3 separate regions of the Homo sapiens genome follow, and all the other regions are linked to region 3. The links are chromatin loops, found by intact Hi-C in ENCODE. Cell type or tissue: heart right ventricle. All regions are shown on one strand. Links, peaks and the distances in the headings refer to the core of each region. The heading gives the core; the rest is flanking DNA.

The links. Hi-C counts contacts between places; a loop is a spot of excess contacts. Peaks named below come from ENCODE experiments on the same cell type or tissue, not always from the same donor. Only the 100,000 strongest peaks of a DNase experiment are listed, where the experiment ranks them.
Region 1: it touches region 3 in a loop (4-fold over the local background); 18 of 110 quality-filtered maps call a loop at or near these places.
Region 2: a loop joins it to region 3, with 6 times the contacts of the local background. A loop is called at or near these places in 3 of 110 quality-filtered maps.

The regions. Positions count from the first base shown.
Region 1 is chr17:10,030,994-10,042,053 of GRCh38, forward strand. All of the region lies in intron 1 of GAS7 (growth arrest specific 7), which reads right to left. Among named protein-coding and RNA genes, the nearest start is that of RCVRN, 130 kb to the left of the region's middle. RefSeq lists enhancers at 2,241-2,742, 2,743-3,242. In heart right ventricle, for the core only: no CTCF peak of the experiment used is centred there; DNase peaks (open chromatin) are centred at 3,164 and 5,928; H3K4me3 peaks cover 2,918 bases; H3K27ac peaks cover 4,575 bases.
Region 2 is chr17:10,290,488-10,301,547 of GRCh38, forward strand. LOC107985004 (a long non-coding RNA gene) reads left to right here and starts at 1,332. Exons shown (of 5, transcript XR_007065617.1): 1 at 1,332-1,426. It overlaps MYH13 (myosin heavy chain 13), which reads right to left. Exons shown (of 41, transcript NM_003802.3): 41 at 10,378-10,478. The coding sequence ends at 10,464. RefSeq lists enhancers at 1,085-1,379, 1,631-2,830, 3,165-3,459. In heart right ventricle, for the core only: a CTCF peak has its summit at 5,430 (motif pointing right); a DNase peak (open chromatin) is centred at 5,435; H3K27ac peaks cover 317 bases; H3K27me3 peaks cover 231 bases.
Region 3 is chr17:10,122,437-10,130,370 of GRCh38, forward strand. All of the region lies in intron 1 of GAS7 (growth arrest specific 7), which reads right to left. Among named protein-coding and RNA genes, the nearest start is that of GAS7, 72 kb to the right of the region's middle. RefSeq lists an enhancer at 4,814-5,531. In heart right ventricle, for the core only: CTCF peaks have their summits at 5,605 and 5,884; a DNase peak (open chromatin) is centred at 5,675; H3K27ac peaks cover 3,983 bases.

The DNA.
Region 1 (11,060 bases), core at 2,970-7,969, 91 kb before region 3:
TCACTGTCCTCTGTCCACGAAGTGGCAAGAGGAAGCCTCACACTGTGGCTGTCACTGGCACCCATCATAAGAGGTAGACATTAGGGCCATGGGAGTTTTCTCCCAGCCATGGGCCTGAAGGCTGAACCACTTGGGACACTCCAGACCTATCCAGCTCCTGGTAGGCTTGGCAAGGGTCACAGCCACCCTGCAAACCCCCAGCACATCCCTGAGGGCCAGTCAATTCATTGGGTATGTTTGTCAAGACTGGGCAGGGAGAGGACACAGAACAATAGACTCTGTATTTTCTGACCCTGTAAAGAAATGGAGTGATCTGGTTAACCAGGAATTTTGATGAACATAATTACAACGCAGTCCCTGCAGCAAGGATACAGGAAGTTCACCCATCAACCCTCACAGGGAAACTTGCCAAGCTGGAAATATGGAGTCTCCGGGGGGACAAGGATTGATGAAAAGATTTGCAAATGATCCTGCAAACTGCAAGGATGAGTTGGACGGCCCCTCCTGGGTCAGAAGTCATGTCACAGCCTTGCAGCATCTGAGAATCAAGCTGTCGGCAGAGGGTAGGAAAGAAATGCCTTCCACGTGGGCCTTGCAGAACCCCTATTCCTGCATGACCCTTCCTCCTCTGACTCTGGAGAATGAGATTTTTATGGTCGTTGCACCTGCTGTACGAATGTAAGACAGAAGGGCCAGTTAATAGGGTTCCAGAGGAGACAATGCAAGAAATGAGGAAAACTCTGAATGTGAGCATGTTTCTTGCATCTGAGATGGCCCGTCCTTTTCGTTGGTGGCATCTCCCCAGCGGCGCCATACGGCATGATGGGGATCTGAGAGACGCCCACTCTTCAGCATGTTTTGGAAGAATCTCGGCATTGACGAACCAGCATAATTGTGCCACCAAATATCAGAGTCACTCTTTTGGCCTCTGATAGACGGGTTTGGAGCAGGTGCCTAAAGGCCTTATGACTGTGTTTTAGAACCACAGGATCTGGGGTGGAGGACCTGGAGTGTCATCCCACAAGCACCCCTGAAATACAGAGAACAGCTCCAGAAATAACAAGGGAAGCAGGGACTGCTTCCCCGCCTTGAAGCCTGGAGGGGTTGGGGAACCTCAGAAAAAAAAAAAAAAAAAAACCCTACATTTTGTTCCATTTCAAGGTCTCTCTGGTCCTGATGTTTCAGCACAATTAAAAATGTAATTATTAAATGACAAGGTAGACTCCTCCCAATAGCCGGTTCCAGCTTCTGGATTCCAAGCCAGAAAACCTGAATGACTGTGCTCGCTGGCTTTTGATTAACAGAGACATTTTATTCAAACTCTCCATTTCCTGATGAACTGTTGAGGAATGTTGCTTCTTTCCTCCTCCCCCTTCCCTAGCAGAATAAAAATAGTGTGGGCCATTCTGATATCCTAGCCCCAACTCAGGATGACAAAAGCATTAGGAGACAGCACAAAGGCCTAGGCATAAAGAGGTGCTGTGTTCCCAGACAGCAAGCTGTGATGTGTGCAATTATCTTAGCCTCTCTGGGCCTCTGTTTCCTCATCTGTGAAATGGGGGGATTGCTAGCCTTGAGGTCCTATAACCCATGCATGGGACGGCTTTTGTAACACAGCCTAAAACCACAAGGAAAATATCAAGGCAGTTAAATGTCCAGCTCAGCTTCCAAAAACAGCAGCCACATAAACAAAAGAGACGACAGAGGCCTGACAAGACACAAATCTTGATGAAATATTGCTTTGCTCGCTGCAAGCTTCCCTCCAAACACTTTTGGGCTCTAAAGAGAAAGAGGTCTCAAACTCTTTTGGTCTAGATACCCTTTCATTTACTCAACCAAATCTGACTTAGAATCGGTGGGAAAGAAAGGCTTGTCTGAGACACCAACAAAGCGAAGTGATATACCAAAAATTGGAAATGAAATGCATGCCCAAATCACGGTATGCGATAGTGCACATGACCTCAGGTCTGTATGGGGAGGCTGAACAGTTGGGGATTCTCTTCCCCTTTGCCACAGGTCCCTGTTACGGCCAATTAATGCTGAAACGTCCCTATTTGTCAAAGGAAGGAGTTGAGCTAGTACTTTTCTCTTCGTCCTAAAGATTAATGATCTTGACATGCATCCTAGGTTTTCTATGCTAGTTGATATCTATAACGATATCACTTGTCCTGACCTAGAAAACACTTTTGAAGGACATTTTGTAGATTGTTGACCTAACAGACTCCCTAGGGAGTTCCTGGAAGGGTGAGGGCCCCTCTAAAGGATTGCTGGTCAACTTCCCTTTGCAGCAGAAAAAGCCTGGGAACAAGAGAGTTTTGCCAAACTTGGTATGGCCCAGAGAGAGAGAGAGACAGAGAGACTATCCTCCCTAGCCTTCCTTTAGTATTAAGCTGCAAAGCCCCCAAATGCCTTATGTCATTGTTTTGGGCACTTTCTAGACTTCTGAGGAAAACCCCAGAACCAAATTTACCAAGCGTCCTATTGCATTCAAAATGGATTTAAGTTCAGAAGCAAGGGAGGGAGTCCAAAGTTGCTAGCTGGATCAGTAACAGGCTCAGTATCTCATGCAAAGCAGCCCGCTCACCAGAAAGGATCTTCAAGCACAAGCGACACAGCTGCTGCCCGCAGATGCACCGGGGGGCAAAAGCTGGCTTCCTCGGGGAATTAGTGCTGTTGTAAAGAAGGCAGACTGAAGCTCATTATGGTATAAGAGTAGGTGCCTCTGACGGCCCGCCTGCACCTGCGATCCAGCTGGCCTGGCTTTGTGGCCACCAGTTGCTGGCTGGAGTGGCCTGCAGGCACTGAAGGAAAATGGAAGCAGCTCATTTCCCCAACACGGAGACTCATTCCACTGACTGCAGTGCCTACGGCCTGTGCTCCAAGTGATTCTAATCAAAGACTTCTGACTCCGAGAGATGGTTCCTGATGAGGTCTGAACCCTGAGCTCTGGAGGGAAATGAAGTCTAATAAGGGCTGGAACCGTTTCCAAGACTCAGTAAGGGGTGCAATTCTCACCAACCCGATTCAACTAACATTTCTGGAGCTGCTGCCGCTGGCACATATAAAGTAGGCAAATGGTGACAGCCAAGGGCCTTGCTATGGAGATGTGAGACCTACCACTGCTCTGTGCCACCGTGCGAAGAACACAGGATGGGAATCGGAGCTGGTAAAGCTGCAGCAGTCTCGCTGGCAGATCTTGAGCAACCTCTTCCATCTCTGCTGGGAGGCCTCAATTGCTTCATCTCTAAAACACGGAAGTTGGACCAGATGGTCTCCAAGGGCTTTCATATATACATATATATAGCCTAATACTTAATAATTCTTTTTTTTTTTTTTAGACAGTCTTGCTGTGTCACCCAGGCTGGAGTGCAGTGGCGTGATCTCGGCTCACTGCAACCTAAGCCTTCCAGGTTCAAGCGATTCTCCTCCCTCAGCCTCCCAATTAGCTGGGATTACAGGCACCTATCACCACGCCTGGCTAATTTTTGTATTTTTAGTAGACACGGGGTTTCACCACGTTGACCAGGCTGGCCTTGAACTCCTGACCTCAGGTGATCTGCCCACCTCGGCCTCCCAAAGTGCTGGGATTACAGGCGTGAGCCACTGCGCCCGGCCCAATAATTCTAAATGTCAGCATTAGTATATATGTTTTAAGGACATGCCATTTTAATAGGAGAAAAAAAGTCACATTCAAGTGTAGACATGGGCATCATGTCTAGGAGGCATCTGACTGTTCCTGAAACGTGGGCTGTGCCCCAAACACCAAGGATCCTGCCTTACTGCACCCAGGATTCTGTGCTTCCACCTCTCACCACACTGAGTTCTGTCCTGATGCGTCCACCTCTTCCCTGTCACTCCTCCGAGCCACGTGAGTGGTCTTAGCTCTATTTGCCTAGCAACTGGATTTCTGCCCTGGAATCCTGGGCTTCTGTCTCTGCATCACCCTGGATGCACCAAAGGCGGGTTCCAGTGGAATTTTTCTGGGCCTGTTAGCAGTTAGCACTTCTGGCTGACTGCTCACATTACACCCCTAACACACAGCCCACTTCAGCTTGGGGGCAGCCCACCAACAGCCTCTGCACCCCACACGCCCTCTTCCCAAGAGCTTGACTTCGGCTCTTCCCAGCTCCTTGCATGCCCTTCAGTGTTCTTCTTCTCTGCTACTCCCTCCACCCCCATGAAGCACCCAACCACGATCCACACACAGGCCTGCCAGAACTCCCTGTGCCCTACAGTCAGACCCAAGGCAGCCACACCTTGGTCAGAACTTGAGTGATTGGTCTGGGTTCCTCACAGCAGCAAATCTCCAAGTGTGGCCCCCGCACGGGCAGCATGAAGTTCTCTGGGATCTGGCTATCAATGCAGAGCCCCAGGTCCTGCCCCAGCACCGGATCTTACATTTTAAAGGTTCCCGGGTAGTTCAGATGCACGTTAACCTTTGAGAAGCACTGCTGTGGACGGTCCTAGGTCAACTAACCCGTTAGAGATGCTCCTGGATAACAAGCACCATCTCCCTTCCCCTGGCACTGTGGGAACAGGAAGCCATGCCAGAATCAGAGATGCTGATGGGCCCAGGGAGGTGGGAGAGCATATCCTGGAGGGAGACCATGTACCAAAACAGGCCAGCCTTTCCATGCAACCTGGACCTCTCACAGCTGTACAGAGCCTCAAGAGAGTGATCACCACTCTCTTGGAGGTCCTCCTTTGCAAAGAAAGAAGATGGATGCGTAACTTCTGGGGGTGGAAAGATTGGTGAAACAAGGCTGTTGTACTGCTAAGTATCAGAAGAGCTTCCATCATCACTGTTGCAGCCTCCACCACCAAGCTGGAAAGATGTCTCAGCCAAGCCTGGAAGCACAGTGCATTACTGGGCAGGTACTTCTGCTAGGGAGCCATGACCCCAGGAGCTCCCACTTACCTTCATAAAGTTTTATAGTCCTCAAATGGCTTTTGCCTTACAATGCCCCAGCTAGAACTGGGCCGTGGGGTAAAAGCCAGATAGGTGGGTAGAATCCAAGTTTCTTACTTGGAAAAAGTTACATGGAGGAAGCAAGGTTTGGACTCCATTAAAATCACATCACCACTCTGCTTCTCCATCACACAGCTCCAACTACGAAACTGCTCCCCAGGTAACTAGGGGAGCCAAGACTTCCTTTCTCTCCAAGACATCCTTCATAAATCTTTCTCCTCCTCCCATCCGCTTTTCCTGATCTCTCACACAATGACCCACGTCTTTTTTTTTTTTCCTCCCTGCTCATGCCTTGGATCTGTGAAAGGTGCCCCCTAGCACACAGGGTCCCCAGACCACCACAGCTCAGCAGTTAGACCCCAAATCTCAGTTTTCAGAGCTGCCTCTTTACCATGGCACAGTCATTTTAGAAACATGCAGAGAAAAGCAAACTGGAGCATACATCTGCAGGCAAGAAAAATCAATTCTTACCATCAGAGAACAGCTAACCTTCTCTGGGGGCTGCTACCTCAGAGGAGAGTCTTGGGTCCTGCCTGAAGCCCTCAGACTCAGCACCAAGACTCCGCCGGCTTCCTCTTCATGGCAGCCTCTCCGGGAAATGGGGCTGAGGCAAGTCGCTAGCCCAGGGCCAGTGTTCTGGGCACCCCAGCGGAGGTTCCTGTGGCTTTGCTCATTGCTGTTCTTTCACAAAGAACCCACTACATTGCATAGTTCCTTCCAAATCCGCTCCAGTGCTTGCTGGGAAATTAACAACTTGTTCTGGACTTTCCAGATGCAATGTTTCTGGAGGCCTTTCTTTTTTTCCCACTCTCCCTCTTTTTCCCCTTTCTCAGCTAAAAAACGTTGGCTGAGGTCACAACAAACAATGGCCAAGCTTGTGTCACTGAGCAGATGCCTCCCACCCCCAGGCCTGTGGACAAGGGCAGCTTTGTCCACTGTGTTTTAGGCGGGACTTCCTGGGCCTGCCCAAGCCCTGCTGGAGAATGTTTTGGCCAACTTCCTCCCAACCCTAAGTCACAGCTCTGGTCCTGGCCCCGGCCCCGGCCCCAGCTGTGTGAACCCAAGGCCAGATAAAAACCAACATAAAAAGAACGGAGAATGTTCCCCCAAAGAACCACTGTGTGGAAAGCTGGTGCCTCCAGAGGGGCGAGATGAAGGTCTCTTGCCTTCACTCTGCCCTCGCCACCATCAAACCTGGACAGATAACGAACAAAGACAGGCTCATGTGAGGTCTCCACTGAAAGGGGCCTGAGGATCACAAAGTCATTAGTTACAAGTGGAGAAAGGATTGGACCCCAAGAGCAATACTGCAGCCACCAACTAAATGAGCTTGGGCAGGGCTTGGATCCTTCATGAATATATCCTATCACTCCGTTTAGAAAGGTTTTTGGAGCAGCTGACTATTTAGCACTCAAAATGCCGCATATTTCTGTGTTTGCTTTCAGATGCAAACCTTTGGGGTTTTAGGAACTGATTCTTTATATAGAATTAAATATGGTTTTCTAGAGAAACCAAGATCCTGAGGACCGAGTGGTTCCCTATTAAGCAAATGGATAAACTTATTTATGAAGAGGTTTCAATGCCAGCTCCTTGGGTCGGGGGAAGAAAATAAGTACAATCGTCTAAGGATGGAGTCAGACCAGAGCTAAGCTGTTGTTTTACTACATACTAGCTCCAAGACCCTGGGCAACGGCTCCAGCTTCAATTTCTCCAAGTGTAAAATGCAGATGATCACAGTATCTTTCTCAAAAGATTGCTGTGAGAGATTAAAGGGGGTGGGGGTGGGGCATCCATGTAAACATTTCACCTAGTGGACGAAGTAAATGCTCAATGAAAGCTAGGATTTTTGTTGTTACTATCACCAGTGGCTGAAAGGTAGGCACTGCAGTTACCCCGGGTCCAAAAAGAGTCCAGACTGAACAATAAAAAGCAAACAGCCCAATTTAAAAAAATGAGCAAAAGATATTCCTCCAAAGAAGATATAAAAATGACCAATAAGCACATTTAAAGATGCTCAATATCACTAATCATGAGGGAAATGCAAATCAAAACTACAGTGAGATATTAGCTCACACCCATTAGGACAGGTTCTTAAAAAAAAAAAACCAGACAAGGCCAGGCACAATGGCTCATGCCTGTAATCCCAGCACTGTGGGAGGCCAAGACGGGTGGATCACTTGAGGCCAGGAGTTCAAGACCAACCCGGCCAACGTGGTGATACCCCGTCTCTACTAAAAATACAAAAATTAGCCAGTCGTGGTGGTGTATACCTGTAGTCCCAGCTACTTGGGAGGCTGAGGCAGGAGAATCCAGGAGGCGGAGGGTGCAGTGAGCTAGGATCACACCACTCTCACTCCAGCCTGGGCAACGGAGCAAGGCTCTGTCTCAAAACAAACAAATAAACAAATATCAACAAAACAGAAAAGAACAGGTACTAGTAAGGATTGAGAACTGTTGGAACCCTTGTGCCCTTCTGGTGGGAATGTAAAATAGTACAGCCCCTGTGGAAAATAGTGTGTTAATTCTTCAAAAAAATTAAACAAAGAATTGCCATATGGTCCAGCAATTCCATTAATAGGTATATACCAAAAAGAACTGAAAGCAGAGTCCTGAAGGGAGGGTCTTGCTGCCTGTTCATGGCAACATTATTCACAAGAGCCAGAAGGTGGAAACAATGCAAGTCGTAGTAAAATAAACACAATAGAATATTACTCAGCCTTAAGAAGGAAGGAATTTTTTTTTTTTTTTTTTTTTTGAGACGAAGTCTTGCTCTGTCACCCAAGCTGGAGTGCAGTGGCGCAATCTCGGCTCACTGCAAGCTCCGCCTCCTGGGTTCAAGCGATTCTCCTGCTTCAGCCTCCCAAGTAGCTGGGACTACAGGTGCGCACCACCATGCCTGGCTAATTGGAAGGAAATTTTGACATATGCAACCATGTGGATGGACCTTAAGGACATTATGCTCAGTGCAACAGCCAGACACAAAGGGACAAATACCATTTGCTTCACTTCTATGAGGCACCTAGAGAAGTCAAATTAATAGCGACAGGTTGCAGAATGGAGGTGACCAGGTGCTGTGGGCAGGGAATGATGGGAAGTTTGTGTTTAATGGGTCCAGAGTGTCACTGGTGCAAGATGGAAGCATTCTGGAGATTAATGGTGGTGATGATGGCTGCACAAACACGTGGGTATACTCAAAGCCACTGAACTATACATTTAAAACTGATGGAGATGGTGGATTTCATGTCATGCATATTTTGCCATGATTAAAAAAAAAAAGCCCCCAAGACCCACAGAGATAGTTTAGATCAAAAGACCCTGTGACCCATAAGCCGCTTCATGAGATACACCACCTCAGGCTCTCCATGTACACCCAGAGGGAAGCTGCCCCAGCCTCTTGGCAATGGTGAAGAGAAAGCCCACCTAGAAGATGAGGGTGGGACCAGGGACGGTGGCTCACGTCTGTAATCCCAACACTTTGGAAGGCTGAGGTAGGTGGATCATTTGAGGTCAGGAGTTCGAGACCAGCCTGGCCAACATGGCGAAAACCCATCTCTACTAAAAATACAAAAAATTGGCTAGGCATGGTGGCGGGCGCCTGTAATCCCAGCTACTCAGGAGGCTGAGGCAGGAGAATTACTTGAACCCGGGAGGCAGAGGTTGTAGTGAGCCAAGATCATGCCACTGCACTCCAACCTGGACGTCAGAGTGAGACCCTGTCTCAAAAATAAATAAATAAATAAAGACGACGAGGCTGGCCACCTATAGCAGGACTCACTCACCATGGCTCGTCTTGCGTTCAATCTTGGGGAGACCGAGGTGACACAGCCAGCATCCTAATGTCAATCGAGGGATTTTCCGTTTAGGGGTGTGGCACCCTCTGGGGCTCCCAGAGGGGGTGACAATGTGCCTTTCCCTTGGACATATCAATTCCTTCTGTGTCCGCATCCCACCTTCCTGGTCTTTTCTCTTACATGCCTGACAGCAGGGCCCATCTCTTCCTTCCTAAAGTTACTGACGTGGCTGCTGGGGGGACTCTTCCTCCCTCTCTAATTGCTGGGTTTCAATCTGCTGCAGGAGTGGCTGTGAGGATCTTGTACTGAGCACTCACTTTGGACCAGGCGCTGTTCTATGCTTCACATGTTTCATGTCACTTAATCCCTCTAACAAACCAAAAAGGAAAATTCTATGATCGCCCTCATTTAACAGAGGAAAACAGAGGCTCCTGCGAGAGATTGGGCAGGATGGGTCAGAAGAACAAGCCACAGGGGCAATATTCTAGGCCATGGGGCCAGCCTGAGCCAAGGTGAGAGAGAAACCGTGTGGGTAGAGGCTGTGGGGGAAAAGCAGGTGGATCCATTCATTAGAGTTTAAGAGGCATGGGAGGTGAGAAATATAGTAGTGAAGGATGGCATCAGATCATGGGAGGCCATGAGGACACCAAGAACTAAGAAATTTCGATTCTATAAAGGAGAAGAAACCATCAGTGGATTCTGAGCCAGGGAGAAGTCACAATCAGGGCTGTGCTTTGTAGAAATCATCATGATACCAGGGTATAAAAAGGTCAAATGTGAGGGAGAAACTAGAGGGAGGAAACCGGCTATAGAATCCCCCCCACCTTCTTTCTCTCTCCCCCCTCTCACCCATCATAAAAACAAGAGAAAGGCAATGCTCAAGCCTACACTTGCAAAATGGTCCCAAACCAGCCATGAAGAGGAGGCAAGAGCATCACATCCAGCGGTGGGGAGTCCCCCACCGGCAGCTGAGTTATTTGCATCTTCTCTCTGCAGTGTGGGAGGAGAGGCCGGGTGACGAATCCACACACTCGCTTTTGAGGTCAGACATGCTACAGAAATAGACAGGACCAAGATACTTTTCTGTTCTTGGAGATGGGCTCTCACCCATAAGAAGGTAAAAGCGGGCCGGGCACGGTGGCTCACACCTGTAATCCCAACACTTTGGGAGGCCGAGGCAGGTGGATGACCTGAGGTCAGGAGTTTGAGACTAGCATGGCCAACATGGCAAAACCCCACCTCTACTAAAAATACAAAAATTAGCCAGGCGTGGTGGTGTGCGCCTGTAATCCCAGCTACCAGGGAGGCTGAGACAGGAGAATTGCTTGAACTCAGGAGGCAGAGGTTGCAGTGAGCCAAGATCGTGCAGCTGCACTCCGGCCTGAGTGACAGAGCAAGACTGCCTAAAAAAAAAAAAAAAAAAGAAGAAGGTAAAAGCAAAACTTCATTTGAACCTAGATGGCCAAGACCTTCACCTTCAGTCCTTACAGGTTTGTGAAATTAAAATGGCCATGAAAGCTTTCATAGCCTGTGACTCCTCAGTTTTGTAACAGCAAAGAGGGGACAGTTTTGATGCTGTTAAACATTAACAGCCGTCTCCGACACCACTTTGACATTGCATCACACAGACGAACAGATACAATCACAGACAACAATGCATCACTCCAGGCAACACACAGAAATCACTGTCATTGCAAATCCCAGTAGGGCCCCCAGCCAAGGGCAAGGGACCTTTCCGGGCCATTACAAACCAGGAGGCTGATCTGCTGTGGCCTGACCTCAGCAGAACACACTAGTCCTGCAGACATTTAATTCTTTAGGATTCCCCAAAGTTAATCTCTCAGAGTATGGAAGACTCACGAATACATTCTAAGGGTTTACTGTTTGGGTTCATCCTAGCATCTCAATCCAGAAGTCACTTTGGTTTTCCTTTATTAACCATCCTTAGTGATTAGCGTTGGCCGTGAAAAACACGCTACTGGTCTCTCCTTGTGGCCTCTGCAAATAGATAGGTTGCTACATATGAAGCCACACACACGAACGGCAGACAGCAGAGAATCCGTGATCCCAAAGCAAAAAGACTGATGATATTTCCACCAACCTGAGTTTTCCTGAGTTCAACGGCATCAGATAAGACCAACCCTCTTATTATTTTTTTCGTTTCAGTCAAGTTGAAAACTGTCAACCAAAATAGGCCTTATTTGCTGTAGGCCCTTGTCCTCTGTAGGATGAATTGGGTTGTCTTAAAATGATAATTAATAGGCCGAGCACGGTGGCTCATGCCTGTAATCCTAGCACGT
Region 2 (11,060 bases), core at 2,549-7,548, 170 kb after region 3:
AGAGGGGCTTCTGACGAGGCCAAGACCCTTCACAAGGATGCCCCATCTTCACTAACCCAATGTTTCTTCTTTATCTCTCAGGACTGCCCAGAGCCAAGCTCACTCCCCGAAAGCCAGTCTTGAGCCAAGGCTTTGTTTTCAGAAGTTCTTATAAAATGTCTTTTCTGGGAAGGCGTGAAGGGATTGAGCCAGTCTCACTCGTTAACATCTCAGCAAGGATTCATCTGTCAAATTAGTGAATAATTTGCCTAGCCCAGAGGGCATAAAACTCATAGGTAGATAACTTAAAAAAATTATACACAGCTTTACAGAGAAATGAAGACTTAAGTAGATTAGAACTTCCATTTTGTTCCCCTGAATGTTGGCTTTTCTGACATGTCCATACATTTCACATGGTTATGATTAGTGTGAGTATATTAATGTAGACTTCTTTCATTTAACTTCTTTTAGCATGCGTTAATATATACATCTCAAGGCAGCCAAACGTTGGATGTGCTTTTGCCCTTTAACATGTACATAACCCTCCAAGTAATCCTAGAGTAGCATGGTGGTTGTAAACTCAGGCCCCATCACTTACTAGCTGCGCGACGCTGGGCAAATTCTTAACATCTCTGAGCACAACCTGTAAAATGAGGATAAAATAAGAACCCACAGCATAGAGTTTTTGTGAGAATTAAATAAGCTGAGGCATGCAAAAACTCCTAAAATAGCACCTAGCCCCTTATAAGCACCCAATTAACTTTAGCTGCTCTAATTATAATTATTACTAGTATATTCAGGCAGTCATCTGTTTCTAAGCATTTTAGGTTATTTGCAGTTTTTTTTTATTATAACAAAGTTGTTGTTAACCTTTATCCTTTCTGGTAGCCATGTAAGGATTGCCTTGTCTACTAGAAGATATTAAGATGATAATGACAATGCCAAGATAATCTGAGAAGAGAATGATTACAATCAGCAAAGGGCTCAGAAAGGAAGCATTTCCTAGGGAAGGGAGAGAGCAAGTGAGGCAGATCAGAATCGAACCAGTCGAGGGGGGCAGTTGATGGACGAGATGAATTTGGGATATCTTTCAGAGGAAGGCACTTCAAATTCTTGTTATTTATTTCACTATGGTGCTCTCTGTGATTGGAACAGCTTGATATAGTTTGGCTCTGTGTCCTCACCCAAATTTCATCTTGAATTGTACTCCCATAATTCCCACGTGTTGTGGGAGGGACCCGGTGGGAGAGAATTGGATCACGGGGGCAGGTTTCCCCCATACTGTTCTCGTGGTGGTGAATAAGTCTCACGAGATCTGACGCTTTTATCAGGGGTTTCCGCTTTTGCGTCTTCTTTCTCTCTTCGCCTGCTGCCGTCCATGTAAGATGGGACTTGCTCCTCCTTGCCTTCCACCATGATTGTGAGGCTTCCTCAGCCACGTGGAACTGTAAGTCCAATTAAGCCCCTTTCTTTTGTAAATTGCCCACTCTCGGGTATGTCTTTATCAGCAGCATGCAAACAGACTTAATACACAGCTCCTGGCACATCATAGGTCCTCTGTCAGCTCCTGGTTGAAAGTATGAGTTGTCTGCTAGCTTCAGCAGGAGCCGCCAACCTGCTGTGGGCGGCCCTGGGTCCGGATCCCAGCCATGTCCAGATTTTTAAAGTCCAGATGTTTTGTCTGGCGCCACTCGGATCTCTGCTTCCTGAGTCATGGGACGAGAAACTCCTGGCTGGGGGCAGTGGCTCTGAGCAATGGTCTCCTTCTCCTCCTGTCAGCAGTGAGAGGCCTCTCATGGAATTTGGGTCATGGGGGTGGGGGTGGGGAATGATATTCATTAAGAGAAGTTGGACTCTTAGCAGGAGTTGAAGGACGAGAGGTGTCTGCTGGGTCTGAGTGCCAGCTGGTTCAACAGCAAGGGAAGAAAGAGATATGGCCTGCATCTTAGAATCTTAGCAGCGCTGTCTCTTTCGTGGGAAAAAGACAAGTGAGGATAAGTACAGAAAAGGGGGAAGTGCCTACTGGCATTCTTAGATAGCTTATTTTGGGCGGGGGTGGAGGGCGTTTGCAGCCATCGTGTGGTTTTGTCTACACAGTAATCCAATGGGAAGGCATGACCAGCTGAAATTTAAAAGTGAGAAATAGACTCAGTGCAGTCTAGTGAGCCCTCATCATGGAATTCCTTGTCTCTTTCCACACTGTTTCTTCTGGGAATAGGAACTTGACCTAGTAGTGGGAGGGATAAGAAACACCCCTGTTGACTCTCAGTTCATGCAGTCTGGGTGGGGCTGGTTCCACCCAAAGCTTCAGAGGTGGGCTCATGAATCAGATATGATTCATGAAAGTACCACATCCTCCTACCAACTTCTGACCAGGTGCACATGACCATGCTAGGCAATTAGAGCCAATGAGAATCAGCCCTAGGGTTTTGCTGGAACTATCTTTAGGCTCCTAAGATTTTAAGATATAGGTTAGAGGCCTGGCCATTTTGTCATCCTAAAGGGGTCACCTTCTTGGGAATAAAGTTAATTTAGAGGAAAGCAGAACTGAGAGAAGGAAAGAGAGAAAGAATTAAGAAATCATTTTAAAACCCAGATCTCACCATGAATCCATGGATCCAGTCAGCCTGAAAATTGACTACCCTTGGAATTTTCATTTAGGTGAACCAATACATTTTCCTTTTTTTTCCCCCGGAAAGACTTGTAGCTGACTTTCTGTTACAGCTGAAGGAATTCTTATCATAGAGTATAGCAGTGAAGTTGAGACTTGGTCAGCAGAGTTTGTGCTTGTCTTTCTGCCTTCCCTCCCTTCCCTGCACTGTGCAGTATGTAAATCCCTAGTCCTGAGAAGATTTCTCAATTTGCTACCTTGTATAAGCTTACCTAGTTGGACTTGTGGTGGTTAGGAAGAGTGGGTGGCCCTACATATTCCAATATCTTTTAAAATTTTATTTATTTATTTATTTAGAAACAGAGTCTTACTCTGTCATCCAGGCTGGAGTGCAATGGCGCAATCTCTACTCACTGCAATCTCCGCCTCCCAGGTTCAAGTGATTCTCCTGCCTTAGGCTCCTGAGTAGCTGGGACTACAGGCGTGTGCCTCCACACCCGGCTAACTTTTGTATTTTTAGTAGAGATGTGGTTTCACCATGTTGGCCAGGCTGGTCTCGAACTCCTGACCTCAGGTGATCCACCTGCCTCGGCCTCCCAAAGTGCTGGGATTACAGGTGTGAGCCACTGCGCCCGGCCTCCAAGTTTTTTATATACAGAGCTGCAGTTGTGTTTTTACTAGGATTTCACTGGGTCCACTCAGTAATGTGCTGGTAAATGTTTAACAAAGAAAGGAAAAAAACCTGTTCTGTAGTGTTTGCCAATTTCTGTGGTGCAAATATTCCAGCCATGGCTAATCCCAAGCTAACAACATAACAACACTGAATGCAGAGATGGAAAGAGGTACAAAGAGCACATGATTAGATAGTATTTTCACCACACAGATTTAATAGTTGTAGGTAACTGCAAGAGATTATAGATACATTGTAGTAAATAATTAAGAAGTTGTAAGTTTTGACTATTTAGTACCTTTCTTATTAATATAATTTATTTAATTGTAAGTTACATAATTTAATTTTGATAGCATCTCTGTTTAACAACTGGCTCACAAAATTCCTGAAAATTTTATAATTGGCTCTTCCGAGCTGGAATGAGCTAGTTCTAGGCCACCACTGATCTCATCTAGTGCCCTGGTAGAAATGATTGCTTCTTCAAGAGTTAGGAGTGTAAGCTCTGGCTTGAATTAAAAAACAGACCTGAAAGTAATCTTGAAAGCTTGATTTTGGTAAAGGTCAGTACCAAGTTGAAGTGTGCAGTGAAACTGAATACATTACTGTCTACTGAATGGAATTTATGACCTGAAGATATTCACAAATAGCTGTGAGATAGCACTCTTACTTTGCATGGTCAGCTGGTCCTGCTCTGTAGAAGGGGCCATAAAGCAGTAAAATAGATGTGTAGGGCAGGAGTCCTGTATCAGGCAATTTGAACCTGCAGAAAACAGATAGCACATCTGTATTAGTCTGTTCCCCCACTGTTACAAAGAGCTACCTGAGACAAGGTAATTTATAAAGAGGTTTAGTTGGTTCATGTTTCTGCAGGCTGTACAGGTTCTGGGGAAGCCTCAGGAAACTTACAATCATGGCAGAAGGCAAGGGGAAGCAGGCAATGTCTTACATGGCTGAAGCAGGAGGAAAAGAGAGAAGTGGGAGGTGCTACCCATTTTTAAACAACCAGATCTCATGAGAACTCACTATCACAAGAACAGCAAGGGGGGAAAATCCACCCCCATAATCCAATCACCTCCCATCAGGTCCCTCCTCCAACATTGGGGATTACAATTTGACATGAGATTTGGGCGGGGACACAAATCCAAACCATGTCAACATCCAAATTAGCATAATATGAGGAGTGTTTGAGGAACAGACTCTCTACAAAGGTGTGGGCAGGTATAGAAAAACCACAGAGATACAGTAGAATTCCAGGTCTATTAACAGGGCTCCATTATCTTCCCTAGGCCTGCAAGGAGGTACAAGCTGGGGGTAAGAGGGACTCGGTTACCAGAACCTGGAGACAGAAGGGTTGGGGGACTGGGATACCTGACATGGAATGGGATTTTGGACTACAGGGAGAGACATGCGGAATAAATACTGCTCTCAATCTCCTCCTTCCCTCTGCTCTTCTAGCCCAGCTCCCCATTGGCTAGGCCCACCCAAAGGCCAGGGCAAGGGATCCCATTGATGTCAACCTCTTGGGGCATTGAGCACGTTGGAGAAAGGTGGAAAGGGTCTCACGGGTCAAATGGCACCTTGAGTATCCTGCCATGGAGTGCACATCCTGTCCTTTGTGTTGGGCTAGAAAAAGGGCCAGGGAACCTTGCTTTTGGAATTGCTATGGGCCACCTTCATCCCAGAAACATTTAGGGTCTGGTCACCTGTTCCTGCGAAGGGCAGGAGGCTATTTGTGTAGATATACTGCTTCTCCCCTGGGACCAACACTTCTCTTCCAGCCTGGCATGAGGAGCATGAGGTTTGGGGAGAGACCCTTGGCCATGTCGTACTCTTTACTGCCAAGGCCATCACTAGGGACCACTCTTTGTCTGTCCAGTGAGTCTTAGCCCCCTATCTCAAGATTCTGCAAGGTCCTTTTCTGTGGATACTCAGTTGAGGAAGCCCTGGTCTGGGAGCCAAAAGACCTGGGATATCTGATTCTGATGCTATATCTTGAGGGGTTACCAGATCATGTCACTAGTCTGGATTTTTGTCATTTGCAAAATCAGTGGGCTGTTCCAGATGAACATGATTCCCAGTGACACCTCTGACTCTGAAGAGCGAATCCAAGATTTTATGAGTTTCATCATCTCTAGGTCATTTGTGTAATGAAAAGCATGCCTTTCCACAGCCAGGAGGTGGCAGCAAAGCTCTGTTTTGAAGGGGGCGTTAGGCCAGGGTAGGTACTGCTCTCCAACTCCCTAGAGCTGAAAGTTCAGGTTTGGAGGCTCGGTTTTACTCCTGAATAACAACAACAACAACAACAGCATTATTATTTTCATTATTGTTAGTAAAACAGAAGCAACAATGCCATCTTCAATTTGGGCAATGCTGCATAGTTGAGGAAACATTTTTGTGCATCGCATAGGAACCTTTTAACAACTGCATCCTGTAGGTAGGTAATGCCAGGACTTTTAGCCCCATGTTGAGGCTCAGGGACATTTCTTGACTTGCCCGAGGCCCTCTGGAAAGTATTGATGTGCCAGGATAGGAACCCAAGCTTTCTTGCTTTTGTTCTTGTTCTGTGCACTCCCTATCTTATGGTGTGGAAGACCCAAGGCAAGGTCCCCTCTACCTCCTTTTCCATTTTGCAAGAGAGTAGGAGGGTCCAGAGGTACCCAGCTCAGCCTGAGGGCTTAAGACTGGTTTCCGGCTGCCAGATGAAATTTGACATATACAAGCTGGGAAAGAAAACTCAGCACACAAACCTCAGCTTCACTCTCTTCTCTTTCTTCTAGTCCCCAGAAAAGAAAAAAGATATGTATCTTTAGTTACTTACCATCAGGGTGTACCTGGTGTCTCTCTTATTCATTCATTAATTCATTCCTTCAATAATCAGAGTTCTGATGAAGTGTAAGACTCTGTTATGTACTGTGAAGGATATAGGAAGGTTCTTTCTCTTCTGACTCAGAGATCTGGGGGTCAGGAGCTGGGATATGGGAGCCAGGTAAGTGCATAGCTTCTTGGGGGTATCTTAATCCTAGAGAGCCCCCACTGAACTGGGAGTTCTTGAGGAGATGGAATTCAGATTTGGTTTTGTTGGCGTGTCAGGGAGAAGTGAATCCACAGGATTTAAAAAATGACCCCCAACTCCATATGTTAACTTCTCAAACCAGAGAAAACCCCTTAGAGACACAGCCAAAACCCCAGACTGTTGTCCAACTGAATCCCTGTCTTGTACTCCACCTACCTCCTGGGGCCAGGTCTCAACCCTCCGCATCACGATAACAGGTTATCAGAGTGCGTACGGTGTGACCCACTCTATACCACCTGTGCTTCTTGCGTATTCTTATTTGCTTCTCAAAACAACCCTGTAAAGTAAACTGTTACACTCTATTTCACATCTGGGGAAACAGAGCCTTAAAGTCATGAAGTAACTTGCCCAGGGTCTCAAAGCTAGTGAGTGGTAGCAGAATTGAGACCCTGACAGGTTAGGACTCAGGATCCTGACCACCTGTCCTTGCAGAGGGAAAAGCCACCAAAGTGAGACTGAAGAGCTGCAATCTTATCTCCTCCTCAAACACTGGGCAAGTCATAACTTGTCTGCATCATCTCCAGAAAATGAGGGTATTACACTTGCTTGGTCTTCTAATAGGCTTGTTGGGAGGATGGAATGGAAAAGAGAAAAATGGGCCTGTGACAACTTAGCATCATACAATGTTGTTCTGTGTGTTCGAAATAATATTATTCTCCCTCCTGACTTTGGATTTTTTTGACTGTGAAGATTGAGGCAATTGAAAAGATCATTTCAGTGGACACTTTCAGCAATGATGATGGTGATGGTGATGATGGTGATAGTGGTGGTGATGATGATGATGGTGATGGTGATCTTGAGAAGGTGGTGGTGGTGGTGATGATGGTGATGGTGGTGGTGATGATGGTGATGGTGATCTTGAGAAGGTGGTGGTGGTGGTGATGATGGTGATGGTGGTGATCTTGAGAAGGTGGTGGTGATGATGATGGTGATGGTGGTGGTGATGATGATGATGGTGATGGTGATCTTGAGAAGGTGGTGGTGGTGATGATGATGGTGATGATGGTGATCTTGAGAAGGTGGCGGTGATGATGATGATGGTGATGATGGTGATCTTGAGAAGATGGTGATGGTGATGATGATGATGGTGATAGTGGTGATAGTGATGGTGGTGATTTTAATAGTGATGAAGGTGATGATGGTGATAATGATGACGGTGATGATGATGATGATGATGGTGATGATGACAGTCATAATAATGGTAGTGGTGAAGTTAGAGGAAGGTGACCTCAGAATCATTTTCTGCTGCCACCGCTGCTGCCAATCCTCCTCAATTTCCAACCCCACTGTGTCAAAGGCATTTGGGGTGGGCTGGTGATGAGATGAAAAGGAGAATCTAGAAGGCCAGAGAGAAGGAATAATCTAAGATGTTAAAGAATAGTGTACTTATCTCAGTGCCTGGTACATAGTAAGCCAGTACTCACTATCAGGTAATAGAAGCTATGAATTTTTAAAACAGTTTTATTAAGATGTAATCATACACCATACAATTTATCTGTTTAAAGTCTAAAATTGAATGGCTTTTAATATATTCACAGTTATGCTGCCACCACCACAATCAATTTTAGAACATCCGTTTTCCCAAAAGAAACCCTGTGCCTCTTGCTGTCACCCCAACCGCCTCATCCCTCCTGGCAAAGCTATGATTTTTATTGTTATCTACACCTTACAGAATAAGGAAATTGAGACTAAGCAATGAGAATAACTTGCCCATGACCACACAGTTGGTATGTGACAGCACTGGGATTCCATCTAGGTTTGCCAGAACCTAAAGCCTGTGCTTCTGTCCACACAGGTCAGTTTGACCAATGAGGAAACTCAGGTTCAGAGAATATATGTGATCAACCCAAGGCCACACAGCTACAGCTATTAAGTGGTCAGGATGAGGCTCACATTTAGACTTGGCTCCTAATCCACCCATAAGTGTCCTTATTCCATTTTACTGTGCCCCTTCAGGGTAAGCAAATCAACATAATCAGAATGGATGAGATCCTTAAGATCCGAGAGAGAGATGTGAAACTAGCAGTAGTTTTCTTTCCCATTGGGGAGGGAGAATGGTGCCTGGGTCCAGTCTCGTCCTGGACTTGGAAAGTTAACATCTCTTTGGACCCAGCTGCTCCCTTTTCCTTTTGGCCCTGAACACCCTGAGGAGGCTCCATGCAGGTGGGGAGGAGTTACCCTAGCTGGAAGGAGGAGCAAGGTGGTACCTGAGCCCCTATCCAACCTTTTCTAAAGCATCTGTCTTCCTAGGAGTGAATGAGTTTGACAGTACCTACTACCTTCTCAGATGTTAAGGGGAACTGTGGGTGGGCATGAGAGAATTGTACGACAAAGCCTTTAAAAGGGATGGGATGGAAAAGCAGAGTTGCTTGGCAGCCTGCAAGTCTAGGATCTCCAGGGTGTAATTTCCACTCTGCCCTAGACAACTATAGTCACAGTGCTTAATCCATCTGGGCCCCAGTGTCCCTATCTGTAAATTCAGAGAGAAAATGAGGAAGTAAATTGCAAGAATTATGAGTTCCTAGGAGGAAAATGTACTACAGTTATCTGAAAGAATCTTTATTTTCTTTCCTTCCTTCTCTTCTTCCTTCCTTTTGGATGTTTTCAGCTTTATTGAAGTATAATTGACAAAAGGAATTGTATATATTTAAGGTACACAAATTGATGTTTTAATACATGCATACATTATTAACTATAGATAGGCCTGGTGCTGTAGATCTCCAGAATGTATTCATCTTGTATAACTGAAAATGTGTACCCTTTGATAAACATCTTCCCACTTCCTCCTACTCCCAGCCTCTGGCAACCATTATTCTACTCTTTGCCTCTATGAGTTTGACTATCTTAGATTCCACATAGAAGTGAGGTCATGCAGTGTTTGTCTTTCTGCATCTGGCTTATTTCACTTAGCATAATGTCCCCCAAGTTCACCTATGTTGTCACAAATTGCAGGATTTCCTTCTTTTTTATGGCCCAATAGTATTCCCAATAGTATATGAATATATATATTCAAATTTGCATATATATGTACATTTGCATATATATGCACATTGTGGTGATATATACATATATACGAGATATATACATATATATACGTATATATGGATATATACGTGTATATATATACATATATACGAGATATATACGTGTATATATATATACATATATATGTATATACACATTTTCTTTATCCATTTATCCATTGATGGACATTTAGTTTGTTTCCACATTGTGGCTATTGTGAAGAGTGATGCAATAAACATGGAAGTGTAGATATCTCTTCAAGATCCTGATTCAGGCCAGGCGCGGTGGCTCACGCCTGTAATCCCAGCACTTTGGGAGGCCGAGGCGGGTGGATCATGAGGTCAGGAGATCGAGACCATCCTGGCTAACAAGGTGAAACCCCGTCTCTACTAAAAATACAAAAAATTAGCCGGGCGCGGTGGCGGGCGCCTGTAGTCCCAGCTCCTCGGGAGGCTGAGGCAGGAGAATGGCGTGAACCCGGGAAGCGGAGCTTGCAGTGAGCCGAGATTGCGCCACTGCAGTCCGCAGTCCGACCTGGGCGACAGAGCGAGACTCCGTCTCAAAAAAAAAAAAAAAAAAAAAAAAAAAAAAAAAAAAAAAAAAAAAAAAAAAGATCCTGATTCAATTTCCTTTGGATATATGCCCAGTAGTGGGATGGCTGGATCATATGGTAGTTCCATTTTTAAGTTTTTGAAAAACTGCTATTAGGTTGTACCAATTTGCATTCCCACCAGCAGTGCACAAGAGTTCCCTTTTCTCCACGTCCTCACCAACACTTTTGTCTTTCTGATAATAGCTATTCTGAGAGATGTAGAGTGATATAGGGTCTTTATTTTTAAATGTTTGTGGAAGCTAGTGATTTACCTGGCCATGGGTTGGATTTCCATGTTTTCTACTTGGAGCAAAGATCCTCCACTTTCACATTCCTTATTTTATATTTACGATAGAGCAGCAAGAATCTAAATATCAGCTTCATAGAAGAGGAATGGACCATGATAATAAACACAGCAGAGCCGGGAATCCGAGTATTTAGGAGAATTTATTTCTCACACATTTTCCCTCCACTCTCTCGGAGGTGTCCCATGGCAACGAGCATCAGGTGAGCCTCATTCTTCCATCTTCTGTGGGAGAAAAAAATAATTGTACATAGGAAATGAGTCAACTAAATGGGAGACTGAACATCATCTTGAAGTGAAGCAGCTGGAAAATCTGGAACTTCAGAGGAATATTAAGGAATGGCGTTGTTTCCCTTTGAACATTGTAAAAGCAAATCAATCTAGCTACTGGCGACAGGACAAACGCCCTGCAAAACAGGGGCTTCATGGGCAGCATCTGTAGCAACAGGGACAGACAGGGATGACAGTGTCGTGCCTCACTGCTCATTCTTTCAAGAGCCTGGAACCACAGGAGTCTTTGCTCAAACAGTAGCATTTGGGAGTGTGCAACCAGCAGCAGGAAGGAGAGGATCAACAGTCATCTTCCAAGCTCTCCCTGGGTGGTCCATGGGACTCCCCCGGGGCTTGGGATTTCTTGGGAAGAAGCCATACTCAGGTACTTGCTCTTCCCTGGCCCCCTACATCTCAGGTACCTGCTCTTACCTGGTCCCCACATCTCAGGTACCTGCCCTTATCTGGCCTCCCACACTCAGGCATTCGCTCTTACCTGGCCCCCATATTCAATATCTGTTCTTAGCTGGCCCCTAT
Region 3 (7,934 bases), core at 2,935-7,934:
AACACACCCATTTTCTCAGAACAAAGCGAGAAAGGCCCCCTGGGACCCGACTCAACAACAACTCCCTAGCAGAAGGAGCCTCGCCCTCCCTGGCGCCCTCCCTCACCCTCCCTGGCTGACTGCTGGTTTGATTAACAGCCATGAAGAGGGGGGTTGAAAGCCTACCCCCACTTGTGGTGAAAAGCCCCAGCTTTCAATCACAACTCCTCCATATGGCAAGTTATTTACCTCCACGGAGCCTTGGTTTTTTACCCATAAACCCAAAACACTACCTCAGACAGTTGTACAATTAACTGAAATATCTAGAACAGTGCAAGCTGAAGATCTTTTTTTTAAGGCTGGCTGGGAGACCCCATGTTTAAACATAAAATAAATAAAATGAAGTTTTTATATATTTTTATTTATTGATTTTGAGACAGAGTCTCACTTTGTCACCCAGGTTGGAGTGCAGTGGCGTGATCATGGCTCATTGTAGCCTCAACCTCCTGGGCTCTGAGCAATCCTCCCACCTCAGCCTCCTAAGTAGCTGGGACTACAGGTGCACACCACCACGCCTGGCTGATTTTTTTAGATTTTGAGGTGACGGGGTCTCACCATGTTGCTCAGGCTGGTCTCAAACTCCTGGGCTCAAGCAATCGGCCTGCCTTGGCCTACCCAAAGTGCTGGGATTCCAGGCATGAGCCACTGCATCCGGCCTTCAGGTGGGGCATGTGCTCTCCAGGTTGTGGTGGGCCTCAAGACTCACTGGAGTCACCTGTCAGACTCTGGAAAGCATTGTTTGTCATCCTACTTAGAGCTGTGGTCCAGAGCATGTTAAAACACAGACAGCTGGGCTCCACTGCCGGGTTCTGAGCCAGCAGGTCTGGGGCAGGACCTGGGAATATGCAGCTCCATCCAACAAGTTCCCAAGAGATGCTGGTTCTGTTGCTGCTGGTCCAGGGACCACACTTTAAGAAGCCCTACCCTAGAATCTGAAGGCTGGAAAGTACATTAAAGGTCACCCAGAATGGTTCCAAGAGGAGCCAGAATGTACCCATGCCTCTTGCCTGGTCCAGTCCTGCTGTTGATCTGACTCTCAGCTCTTCCATCTTGAGCCTCAGACACAGGCAGGGCTAAGGGTGAAAGCCCCAAAACTCTGATCATCACTCAAACAATCTGTGGCCCCTACTGGTCCTGTTTATCATCTCTCAGCACTTTTGGGGTCCCCAGGCTGTTGCCTCCAACCTCCAGCCACCAGCCCTCACCTAGAGCTTGCTCCCCCAACAAACGTGGGCTCCATTCTGCCCGTCCAGGAATAGACACCAGTGGCTGGAGGAATCAAGGCAGGGAGGTTGGAGTCCAAGGCCCACAGGTAAGAGGAGGGGCGCAGCAGAGCCCTGGAACAGCTGATTTGAGACAAGCCCCTCCATCTTGAGCAGAGCCTGGAGACAGTGGTTTTCCTGGAGGGGGGCCCCGGACAGACACACACTGTACCCAGTGTCCGGGCCACACAATGCACAAGAGGCCAGTGGGGCAGGCAGCCAGGGCCCACTCATGCCAGTACCATCTGGGAGCCCTTGCCAGGCCTCGCAGGGCTGGCTGAAGAAGCTGGACTCTGTCCTGGGGCACAGTCGTGCTCTATTCTTATCTCAAGGGGGAATGTGTGACTCTCCTTCCCGTGAATGGGGGCCCCTGAGGAGGCGGAGTGGGAAACAGAGCCGCCACTGTGCCTGGGCGGGCTCCCCGCGCGGCTCCCAGCTCCAACCAGCCCCTCGTGGCGGGGCCTTGCACTCAACAAGAAAAGGCCAAGCTGAAGGTGGACATGGAAATGACAGTCCAGAGCCCAGTGCAAACTGCCCCTCCCTCACTCTGCAAGACTTGAGCCCGTGAGGCCTGACCAGAAACACACACTCACTCCCTGGAGAGACCCAATGGGACGGGCTCCTAAAGGAAAGCGCAGCCTCCACACAACACAGTTCCTTACTAAATCTCGAAGGAAGGAACCCAGACATCCTAGGCACCCCACACATGCGCACAAATCCCCACTGGCAGATCGGGGCTCTGGCCTGCCTAGCTCCCACAGCACACCATTTGCAGGTGGCTACAGATCTCATGATTTGCTGGCTCTCTTTCGGCCTGCAAATGCCAGGCTTAGCCAGCGAATGGGGCACTGGATATTCTCAAGGACTTGGTACAACCTTTCTAAAGAGCAGTGTGGGGCCGGGCACAGTGGCTCACGCCTGTAATCCCAGCAGTTTGGGGGGGAGCTGAGGCATGTGGATCACCTAAGGTCGGAGTTGGAGACCAGCCTGGCCAACATGGTGAAACCCTGTCTCTACTAAAAATACAAAAATTAGCTGAGCATGGTGGTGCGCACCTGTAATCCCAGCTACTCAGGAGGCTGAGGCAAGAGAATCGCTTGAACCCGGGAGGTGGAGGTTGCAGTGAGCCGAGTTCGCGCTACTGCACTTCAGCCTGGGTGACAGAGTGAGAATCCTCAAAAAAATTCAATAAATAAATAAAAATAAAGAGCAGTATGACACCATGGGTCAAAATGTGCACTTGAGTGGTCCACATTTCCTGGAAATTACTCTCCGTGCAAAAAGATATCATCACAAGGAATGGTTATCTTCAGTAATTTTTAATAGCAGTAAAAAAAAAAAAAGGGGGGGTGTGGAAGAACCTCAGTGTCCATCATAAGGGGATTGCAAATTAATAGTTTATCCAAATTGTGACTAACAAACACTAAAACAAACCTGTAAATATATTTAATGATAGAAATATATTCTGAGAATATTAAATTTAAAAAAAATAGGTCAAGGCTGGGCGCAGTGGCTCATGCCTATGATCCCAGCACTTTGGGAGGCCAAGGCAGATGGCTTACTGGAGGTCAGGAGTTCAAGATCAGCCTGGCCAACATGGTGAAACCCCATCTCTACTAAAAACACAAAATTAGCTGGGTGTGATGGTGTGCACCTGTAATCCCAGCTACTCGGGAGGCTGAGGCAGGAGAATCGCTTGAACATGGGAGGCAGATGTTGCTGTGAGCCAAGATGGTGCCATTGCACTCTTGCACTCCAGCCTGGGTGACAAGAGCGAAACTCCATCTTAAAAAAAAAAAGAAAAAAAAAAAAGGTCAAACAACTGTGTGTATAATATGATCATAAAAGGATAAAATGGGGATTGTTCTTTCTTTCCCAGTTGGATGAAAGAGGGGAGTAAAGGGTGATGGGGAGATGAGGAGGGAGGAGGGCAGGGTGGTGTAGAGAATGAGGCCCGGGTGTGAGGGGGTCAGCTGTGGGTGGGAGCCACTGGCCACTGGGGGAATTAGACTAAGTCTTGTTTAGCCTTCCTCTGGAAGGGCCTTAAAGGATGATGAAAACATCCGGAAAATATTTAGCTAGTAAATCTTTCAGAAGCCCCTCCACCCTGTGTTATTTATATAAACACTTCCCTTCCACTCCTCTCTACCCTCACATACACCCGCCCCGATTCCTATCACAGACTTGGAATCAGCAGAGCCAGAGAGAGCTGGACAAGGCTGGCTCCATGTGCGTTCTGACCACCACGGGTGCAACCCATCTGTGCAGTATGAAGCCTGCGCTGATGTGTTCCCTGGCCCCCATCGCAGAGCAGCCCTCTGACCTGCCAGGGACCCACAGCAGGGGTCGGGGGTGGTGGCCACACTATTTGGGTTCCCTGGCCACCAAATCTCCAGCAGTGATTGTCCCAGGGACTCAAGGAAGGGGAAGGGTTAAATGGGGGAGTCGCTTCTCAGACAGGAGAAAGTATTTGCTCTAATCCTGTCCGTTCTCCTGGAACTTCCTGGAGTTCTCAGGGAAGAAACCCTTAATGAATGGTGTGAGGGAAAGAGAAATCACATGCACATGAATGTGTGCATGCCACACACACACGCTCACACACACACTCATACACTCACACACACTCTTGCACACACACCCACACACTCACGCACATGCACACACAAACGTGCAAACACGCACACACAAACACGCAGATGCACACACGCGCGCGCGCACACGCACTCATGCACACACGCACACTCACACCCACTCACATACACACAAACACGTATCACACACGCACACACAAGCACACACACAAAGAGCGCACACACGCAGACATGCACACACTCTCGAAAACACACACATTCACACACACACGCTCACACACATGCAGACACACTCACACACTCGCGCACACACATATTCTCTCTCTCAAGATCTTCCTCCTGCTCCTGAGAAGTGCCCAGAATTCGGGGAAGCCACTCACTTGTTAAACAACAGCCTTCTTTTGAGGGTTAGGAGCCAGTCCCAGCGTGGGGCACGGGGAAGAGACTATGCTCCGGAACCAAGCCGGCTCTGACTCTAGTCCCAGTGAGAGCACAGCAGACAGTGAACCAGTTCTGGCTTCAAACCCCAGCTCTGCCGCTTAAGCTGTGTGACCTTTTTTAACCTCTTTGGGTCTCTGTTTCTTCCCCTAGAGAGTCCTGGTATCCTTGAAGGGAGATTGCATCAGAGGCTGGGAGTCTAGAAACCTGGGTGTGAGTGCAGGCTGTTTACTGGCCTGAAGGTTGGAGCCAGCCTGCTGGTAGGTGCTGGCCAGCACCTTACATTGTTTGTTGTTGTTGTTAGTTTAAATCAATTGGCAACATTACACAATTGGGAGAGTGTGGATTTCCAGCTGGCCATGTGTTCCCAATGACTGGCTGATGCTCCCTGCATTTTGAACCCTAAATCAAGTTAGTTTAACCTTCCACGGCTCTGGACAGTGAGTTAACAGGAAGCCCTGGGAAGAAGAAAGCAGTGCTTCCACGAGCCCCTCCTCAGATGCAGCCTCAGCTTGCGTCAGGGGAACGCCTGGTTTCCAGGGGCCCCATGTTGCCCTCTCACTTTTGCACAGCCTGCTGTGTAAAGATGAACCAAACATGGCCCAGGAAGTGAGTGTGCCAGCTGGGGATGAGCAGGTCAGGAGGCGGGGAGTATTGCACACCGAGTCCACGGCCTGGAGGAGACCTGGGCTCAAGTTCCTGTGGGGAACGCTCCATTTTTCTTTGCCCCAGCACCTCATCAAACAGTCCCACCCAGCAGCCCTGAAAGTATTTTAGCTGTGCACTCACAGAGGGACAGACTCAGGGCCGCAGGACACAATCCTCATTCAAGAATTTTAATTTTAAAGATACTAATCTGAACCAGGAAAACACCAGATCTTGCGCAGAAAATCCCCCGATTCCAGGGCTCTGATGGAAAGCAGGGGCAGAAGGCCCCCTCCAAGGTGTGAACCGACCCCAGTCTCTGTCCCCCTAAACCCCCAAGACTGGGCAAGCTCCAACCAGGCGAAGTGGACTAGGAGAGGAATCTCTGAGTAAATCGAGTAAATCCTGGAATCCCAAGCATCTCCTTGGAAATGCTGATTAAACACCAGAACCCACGCAAAGATCTGAGCAAATTCCAGGACCACCACTCGGGCCACATAAGCTCTCAACGGAGCACACACACACACTGAGTCAGACCCCTAAACATCTGGGGCTTAGCTAATCCTCTGCTCTCAGGCGTTCAGCTTGGATGGACTCCGAGGGGAGGCAGCACCGGCGAGGGATTCAGTCCAGTTTCCAGGGAGCCCAGCCAGGCCTGGGAGCCAGGGCTCGGCCCTACCCCGGCTGGGGCCCCCGAGTCACACACGGAGGCCATGCGTACATCCTCCCCAGCCCTCACCAGCAGTTCCGGGGCGGCTCCAGTGCCCAACCCACACATGGGAGGTGGAGGCCACAGTGCTCCAGGATTCCACTCTGCGGTGCAGACTTCGAGAGGAAACAATTTCCTAATCCCCTTCCTAAATCAAGGCCAAGAAACAACTTGTGGAGAGTCCACAGACGACTGTTCCCTCTGCCTGGTTGTCCCTGTGCTGACCTCTGGCTGCTCCCAGGAGCCATTAGAGGGAGTGGACGGGAGGGGTGGATGGGAGACCCACAAACCCACAGCCCGGGATTCCATACTTGATACAATCAGTTCTGAGTATCAATCCACAGATCATTGAATTCCAAAGCTAGCTGAGGCCAAATGCCTCCCCCTCTCACCCCCTTAACTAGGCCAGAACATAAAACCCAGCATTTCATTACTTACATTTATGCAACAACATCCCTTGCCTGTTTTCATTTTCAGTGAAATAAGTGATCGTTTTGCTTTTTCTTTTCTCTTTTTTTTTTTTTTTTGAGATAGAGTCACCCACGCTGGAGTGCAGCGGCGTGATCTCGGCTCACTGCAAGCTCCGCCTCCCGGGTTCACACCATTCTCCTGCCTCAGCCTCCCGAGTAGCTGGGATTACAGGCGCCCACCACCGCGCCCAGCTAATTTTTTGTATTTGTAGTAGACATGGGTTTTCACCGTGTTAGCCAGGATGGTCTCGATCTCCTGACCTCCCTCGTGATCTGCCCACCTCGGCCTCCCAAAGTGCTGGGATTACAGGCGTGAGTCACTGCACCCGGCCTGCTTTTTCTTTTTTCAAATTCCAAACCAAATGATCTTTTAACCTAAATAATCCTGATTGATTTGGTATCTCCCTGTGGGTCAGCAGACATATATGAGAAGACATTTTTTCACCCTTTGACTTAAATAAATAACATAGGTAAGAGGAGCCTTGATAGCAAAAACGCCAAGACCACTCAATGGGGGAAAGGGCCATCTTTTCAACAAACTGCTGCGATGAGAGATACAAACATACAAAAGAATGAAGCTGGACTCCTTGCTCACACGGCATACAATTAACTCAAAATGGATCAAAAGACTAAATGTAAGAGCTAAAACTAGAACACTCTTGGCCAGGCACCATGGCTTATGCCTGTAATCCCAGCAACGATGGGAGGCTGAGGTAGGTGCATCACTTGAGCTCAGGAGTTTGAGACCAGCCTGGGCAACGCAGGAAGACACTATCTCTATGAAAGGTTTAAAAATTAGCTGGGCAGGGTGGCACATGCCTGTAGTCCCAGCTACTTGGGAGGCTGAGGTGGGAGGATTGTTTGAGACCGGAAGGTCAAGGCTGCAGTGAGCTATGATCACACCACTGCATTACAGCCTGAGTGACAGTGAGACCCCATCTCAAAAACAAAACAAAAAAACTCTTCAAAAAAATAGGTGTAAATCTTCATGACCTTCTTAGACTAGGTGATGCCTTCATAGATATGACACCAAAAGCACAAGGAATCAAAGGAAAAAATCGGTAAACTGGTCTTTATTGAAATTACTAACTTTTGTGTTCCAAAGGACATCATTAAGAAAGTGAAAAGACAAACCACAGAATGGGAGAAAAATTTTGCAAACCACGTATCTGATAAGGGACTTTTATCTAGAATATATAAAGAACACTTACAGCCCAATAATTAAAAGACATTGATAATGTAACTCAATTACAAAATGGGCAAAAGCTCTAAATAGACCTTTCTCCAAAGAAGATACATGAGGCAGGGCATGGTGGCTCACGCCTGTAATCCCAGCACTTTGGGAGGCCAAGGCAGGTGGATCGCGAGGTCAGGAGTTCAAGACCAGCCTGGCCAATATGGTGAAACCACGTCTCTACTAAAAATACAATTAGCCAGGTGTGGTGGCGCGCGCCTGTAATCCCAGCTACTTGGGAGGCTGAGGCAGGAGAATCTCTTGGACCCGGGAGGTGGAGGTTGCAGTGAGCCAAGATCGTGCTGCTGCACTCCAGCCTGGATGACAGAGCAAGACTCAGCCTCAAAAAAAAAAACAAAAAAAAACAAAAAACAACAACAAAAAAACATGAATGGTCAATAAGGCACAAGAAAAGATGGCCAGCCAACACCAGTAGTCTTCAGGGAAATGCAAATTAAAACCACAGTGAGATACCACTTCACACCCACTAGAACAGCTATGATTTAAAAAAAAAAAAAAAAAAACGTAGATAATTACCAATGTTGG